Regions from separate parts of the Homo sapiens genome. Here region 1 is linked to region 2. Evidence: chromatin contacts called from ENCODE Hi-C or POLR2A ChIA-PET data. All regions are on one chromosome and are shown on one strand. The core of a region is the stretch at or near the end of the contact, and the rest is flanking DNA. Distances in the headings are between cores, read along the strand shown. Region 1 has its middle 89 kb from the start of SP4. Region 2 has its middle 44 kb from the start of SP4.

Evidence for each region. Hi-C counts contacts between places; a loop is a spot of excess contacts on that map. ChIA-PET counts read pairs that join two places held with the same protein, here RNA polymerase II (POLR2A). Pooled maps may share reads with other maps.
Region 1: a map of natural killer cell shows a loop between it and region 2 (5-fold over the local background). The contact joins two enhancer-like sites. A Hi-C loop is called at or near these places in 2 of 168 maps with a recorded cell type or tissue (naive thymus-derived CD4-positive, alpha-beta T cell and natural killer cell), 1 of 37 single-sample maps with no recorded cell type and 8 of 50 pooled maps. POLR2A ChIA-PET finds 5 or more read pairs at or near these places in 2 of 52 experiments (activated CD4-positive, alpha-beta memory T cell and activated T-cell).

What each region holds. Positions count from the first base shown.
Region 1 is chr7:21,337,540-21,340,656 of GRCh38, reverse strand. No RefSeq gene overlaps it. Among named protein-coding and RNA genes, the nearest start is that of SP4, 89 kb to the left of the region's middle. RefSeq lists silencers at 1,479-1,679, 1,699-1,899. Within about 2 kb of position 1,781, at least 4 of the 41 ENCODE cell types and tissues checked have a DNase peak (open chromatin) inside an H3K27ac peak, as active enhancers do.
Region 2 is chr7:21,382,378-21,385,874 of GRCh38, reverse strand. No RefSeq gene overlaps it. Among named protein-coding and RNA genes, the nearest start is that of SP4, 44 kb to the left of the region's middle. RefSeq lists an enhancer at 1,839-1,908. Within about 2 kb of position 1,879, at least 2 of the 41 ENCODE cell types and tissues checked have a DNase peak (open chromatin) inside an H3K27ac peak, as active enhancers do.

The DNA.
Region 1 (3,117 bases), core at 532-3,031, 45 kb after region 2:
AACCATCTGATTTTTGACAAACCTGACACAAACAAGCAATGGGGATAGGATGCTCTGTTTAATAAATGGTGCTGGGAAAAATGGCTAGCCATATGCAGAAAACTGAAATTGGACCCCTTCCTTGCAACTTATACAAAAATTAACTCAAGATGGATTAAAGATTTAAATGTAAGACCTAAAACTACAAAAACTCTAGACAAAAACCTAGGCAATACCATTTAGGACATAGGCATGGGCAAAGACTTCAAGACTAAAACACCAAAAGCAATGTCAATAAAAGCCAAAATAGACAAAAGGGATCTAATTAAATTAAAGAGCTTCTGCACAGCAAAAGAAACTATCAGCAGAGTGAACAGGCAACCTACAGAATGGGAGAAAATTTTTGCAATCTATCTATCTGACAAAGTGCTAATATCCAGAATCTACAAGGAACATAAACAAATTTACAAGAATAAAACAAACAACCCCATCGAAAAGTGGGCGATGGATATGAACAGACACTTCTCAAAAGAAGACATTTATGCAGCCAACAAACATGAAAAAAAAGGTCATCATCACTGGTCATTAGAGAAATGCAAAACAAAACCACAATGACATACCATCTCATTCCAGTTAGAATGGTGATTATTAAAAAGTCAGGAAACTACAGATGCTGGCAAGGATGTGGAGAAATAGGAAGGCTTTCACACTGTTGGTGGGAGTGTAAATTAGTTCAACCATTATGGAAGACAGTGTGGTGATTCCTTAAGGATCTAGAACCAGAAATACCATTTGACCCAGCAATCCCACTACTGGGTATGTACCCAAAGGATTATAAATCATTCTACAATAAAGATACATGCACATGTATGTTTATTGCAGCACTATTCACAATGACAAAGACTTGGAATCAACCCAAATGCCCATCAATGATAGACTGGTTAAAGAAAATGCGGCACATATACACCATGGACTACTATGCAGCCATAAAAAAGAATGAGTTCATGTGTTTTGCAGGAACATGGATGAAGCTGGGAACCATCATGCTCAGCAAACTAACATAGGAACAGAAAACCAAACACTGCATGTTCTCACTCATAAGTGGGAGATGAACAATGAGAACACAAGCACACAGGGAGGGGAACATCACACATCAGGGCAATGGGAGGGATGGGGGGGCAATGGGAGGGATAACATTAGGAGAAATACCTAATGTAGATGATGGGTTGATGGGTGCAGAAAACCACCATGGCACACGTATGCCTATGTAACGTTTGGCATGTTTGGCAAATGTACCCCAGAACTTAAAGTATAATAATTTTAAAAATTAAAAAAAAAAACTATAGAGAAACTGGTAGCTGCACTGGCAAAAACAAGGATGGTACCATTCATTGATTGAGCACCTAGGTCCCTAGGGTACTAGAGCAGGGGCTTTACATCTATGCTATCTGTGATCCACATGACAAAAGTACATGACTATTATTATTATACTCATTTTGCTGAAGAGGAAGCTGAGATAAGAGAGGCCAAGCTACTCGGTTAAGATCATATCATAAGTGTTAACACCACTTCGTGTGATTCAAGCGGCACTCAACATGGGAAGTGGGTGGTTCCTGAAAGAGGTTATAAGGTCTTATCAGGCAGAAAGAGCGTGACACTGGGTGCAAAGGAGAGGCAGAGTTCTGTAGTTTTTGGAACTTCTGGTGTTACTGGGAAAGTCTGTTTTTACACCAAGCTGGGGTTCTGGGTAAGGTTTTTAGCTTTAAGGAGAGTGACAAAGACAGGAAATTACAGAATGGTGGATGAAAGCTAGGGCTGTTGAGTGAGTCACATCTGGGCTAGAGATGAGAATGACAATGATCTGCTTCCTTGTGCAAAGTACCTGACCTCTTTGAATGGCAACATTCTCATCTGTCAAATGGGAGTAACAGACATATCTCCCTCATAAGGTTCTGTCAGAATTAACTGATGTAATATATGTAAAAATATTCCAAAATGCCCCAGTGATGTAAATTTCAGATATCGTGTAATTGGCAATTGTCTCCCTGGCTCTGGAGCTCCCATCTGCCTGGCTACAATTTGGCCGGCTCAGATCATTTTACCAACCTGGCAATAACCTAGCATTTTACATGGTTGAATTTCGGGTGGAGATTTACTCAACGATGCTTGATACATTGCAAATCTTTATAAAATGTATAATAGTAATAATAATAACAATAAAAGAAGAAAGAAAGAGAAAAAAAGAAAATTAATCAGAGGACCAAGCCTGAGTTCCTAAATATGGTTCCCAATTTAGAAAGAAGCCCTCACCTATTTCCGCAAAGCCATGAGGATTTTAATTCAGGAGAGCCACAGGAGCCCAGCAATCAGTTCTGGGATTCTCAGGCTGTTTATATCCTCTTTGTCTGATGTGGAGAATAGCACAGGAAATACAGGCTGACCCTTCATGAAGGGAAGCCAGCGCACCTGGGGGCCGTTGAAAAATAGACCTAAAAGAAATGAGATAAAGATTGATAAGTCCCTCAGTGCTAAAGACATTTTAAACCAGGGAGATGTTAAAAGGGTTAAAACGATTCCATATATCACAGTACAAACTCTCCTGACAATATTTTTGAAGCTTCTTGACAATTGCCCGAATAGAATTAATACTCGATTGTACATAATCTGCCTAATACAAATCTGTTTCAATTGTGGCATTTTAAAAGTTATTTCTAGTACTTCAAATAGCTTAAAAGGAGAGTTTTCTTTTGTACAGCTAAATCACAATAATTGGTTTAAAACTGAATGGAAATGCACTGATTATCAATTAAGCAATGGGATTGATAAAAGCATGGCACTTGGTTGTTTTCAAGCTTTTTCTTTCTTCCTGATACTCCGTATTTACTTCTATCAATCTAGTGATTAGAAAAACAAAGTTCTGGTAAATGATGAAAATGTCATACAAACAAGAGCTATGGAATAAAAACTGTATTGTGCCAAGTAATGATGCTCTGTTCATTTCAATGTGTTTGTCAGCAAGTATACATAGCAATTTTCATTATGTGCTTTTACTAGAAATAAATATGGACCCACATTAAGCGAAAAACCATTGCTTATTTCCTCTTCCCAGGAACCCCATTTGGCTGCATCTTCAATCTA
Region 2 (3,497 bases), core at 630-3,129:
CTACTTTGCAATGACCACTTGCTTTCCTTTATTGCAAAAAGATGAACTTGACAAACATACCAGGAGATGGTAGCACCATAAGGCTTGAGTCATTTCCGTACTAAGATAGAATTTACGTAAATTACAAGAGGATGGAGCAAATGTATGTGTTATTCAGGCTTTATATCTTCTTCTATATCACAAGAAATTTTGCATATTAACTACTTTGTAATATTTCTTTTCAATAACTTACGGAGGCTGGGTGCTGTGGCATGCACCTATAGTCCCAGGTACTCAGGAGGCTGAGGAGGGAGGATTACTTGAGCTCAGGAGATTAAGGCTGCAGTGTGCTATAATCACACCTGTGAATAGCCATTGCACTCCAGCCTGGGCAACATAGCAAGACTGTGTCTCTTAAACAAACAAACAAAGAAACAAAAAAAACAGAAAAAAAGAACTTAGGAGTCCTGTCTCTCAGTGCCCCAAATGAGAAAGAAAACATTGTGATTGGTTGTCAAGCATTACAGGTATAACAGAGGGAGGCAGGTCACCAAACCCAGAGGAAAATACCTAACTGAGACGATGAGGCTTGGCTTAGGCAATTTTATTTCCTGCTTTCTCCTACTAAAACAGGACAACTCTACTGGTGGGAACACTAGCAGCTCAAACAAAGAGACTGTGAAATGATAAGAAATATATTTGGTTTTTGTCCCTGGATCCAGGCACTAAAACCCTTGGAATTTGCTTAGTGGTAGGAGTTTTTCATTATTCATAATAAACTCCCTTTGATCTCACCTGAGTTCATGCTAATGAAATGACTTAGGATGAAGACCCTCGATAGTCTCAGGACAGGTCTAGTCACTAGAAACCAAATGATTAGAGGCTTGGAACTTTCAGCTTCCACCCTCCCCCAACTCTGCAAAGTTGGGGATGGGGGCTAGAGATTAAGCCCCATAAAAACTCCTGAACAGTGAGATTTCTGGATTGGTGAATGCATCCACCTGCTGGAAGTTAGCATACCCTAACTCCACAGGAACAGAAGTTTCTGCACTAGGGACCCTTCCTGACATGGCCTTATATACCTCTTCATCTGGCTGTTCATTTGTATGCTTTATAATAAACCAGTAAACATAAATAAATAACATGGCTTCGTGAGTTCTGCGTGTGTGAGCCATTCTAACAAATTACTGAACCCGAGGAGGGGGTCCTGGGAGCCTCAATTTATACATTGTGTAAGTCAGAAGTATGCTATGAGAAACCTGATACTCGGAACTGGCCTCTGAAGTTAGGGCAATCTTGTGGGTCTGAGCCCTAAAACCAATGGAACATCACATCCTAAGTAGTTAGTGTCAGAACTGAACTGGATTGTTGGACACCTAGTTGGTATCTGAACAGAATCAGATAGCTTCTTGGTGTGCAAAATGCCCACACATTTGGTGTCAGAAGGGTTGTGTGAGTGTAGAAACAGAGTTTTCTACTGGGGACACCATAGCAGGCAGCTGAGAAACTAGGGTGGATAATAGCTGATTAATAATTTAAAATTGGTCAGCATGGTGACTCGCATCTGTAATCCCAGCACTTTAGGAGGCCAAGACAGGATGGCAGGAGGATCACTTGAGCTCAAGAGTTTGAGAACAGCCTAAGCAACATAGTGAGACCCTGTCTCTACTGAAAAAAAAAAAAAAAAAAAAAAAAAAAAATTAGACAGTCCTGGTGGAGTGCACTTGTAGTTACAGCTACTTGAGAGGCTGAGGTGGAAGGACAGCTTAAGTCCAGTAGCTTAAGGCTGCAGTAAGCTGTGATTATGCCACTGCACTCCAGTCTAGGTGACAGAGTGAGATCCTGTCTCTAAAACAAAACAAAAACAAAAGCAAAAGCAAAAACAAATTAACCTTACAATTATTGAAATAGAAACTAAAGAGTACTTTGAAAAACCGTTTGGCCAATGTCTGTCTCTTAAAGTTCTGAACCTTTCACCTAGCTATTGATTAATTACAGCTGTCAAAGAGAAGAGCATCTGGATTAACTTTGGGTCAAAAATTCCCCTAAATCGAACACTAAGACTTTTAATGATAAACAAAAAACATTGTCAAGCACTTCATATATGTATTAGGCAATTGCCAAGAAATTATTCATACTCTACACAGTTGTAAAGCAAAATATCTGCTGATAGGCAAGCTAACACATACCAGTAGTCCTATACCATTTGCTTGCAGTTGGCATCTGTTATGATTGGTTGCTCTCTATGCCTTATCAGTTGTTAAATATTTTGAATATCCCACCTGGTCATTTCCCCAAAGACAGTGATTGCTCTTTAACTTTGCAGGCTATTTATATTGGGCAACATTCACTAGAGTCATTTGCTAAAAGATTTTTGCCAAAACTTAATCTGTTTTGTTGCTAAGCAAAATAGATAGTATTCACTTTTGTGGCTGGTTTTATCAGCTGAGCAAAATACATAGTATTCACTTTTGTGGCTGATTTTATCAGCTTGTTAGCAACAGTGTGACTTTTGCCTGTTTTGGCTGTGAAATGTACAATGTTGAAGGATGCCTCTATAGTTTTGGTTTAAGTGATACAATTAATCAGCTTTATACTAGAAAATAGTATATTTGCTTGTTCTAGAAAAATTAAATTGGTTTACTTGATTGAAACTGGGCTTTCTTTGAAAATGGAGCAAAGGCATATATACTTCATGTTATCATTTGACAAAACTTCACTATTTGACAAGGATGGTGTAAACGGACACCACCACATAATGCAATACTCAGATATTCATAATGGCAGTTCCCATTTGCATTTTTCTTTCTCAGGTCCTTGTGTAAAACCACCCCACTCTACATTTCACTGGAGGGCTATACTATTTATCTTTTTAAAATTAAATTATTTGGCATTGTAGTGTTTGTTCCCATCTTTTATGCTTCAGTGGGTCACTGTTGGTCCATTTTTGTGACTTGGGGATAAAGTACAATAGTATTAATTAAAATGCAAAATCATAGATGTAAAAAATAACATAAAATATTTTCCAAGATAAACTTACCAATGCAGTTTTTACAGAGCATGCAAACCAACACTCATTAAACATGTAATTGGATTTCTGCGAGAATAATGACGAGCTTTTTAAAAAAGTTTTTAATAATGAATAATCTTATACTCAATTTTGTGAGATGTGTGTGAATAGAGTTTTATTCTATTTTTTCCTTTCATACAGACACTCTCTGCAAACCACTGTGGGTCAACTGGAGGTCTCAGGATCACATTTAAAGATGCACTGTTTGGCCAGGCCCAGTGGCTCACGTCTGTAATCCCAGCACTTTGGGAGGTTGAGGTGGGTGGATCACTTGAGTCCAGAAGACTAGCCTGGCTAACTCAGTGAAACACTGTCTCTACTAAAAATACACACACACACACACACAAAATTAGCTGGGCAAGGTGGCGCGTGCTACTGCCACCTACTCGGGAGACTGAGACATGAGAATTGCTTGAACCCAGGAGGCAGAGTTTGCAGTGAGCCAAGA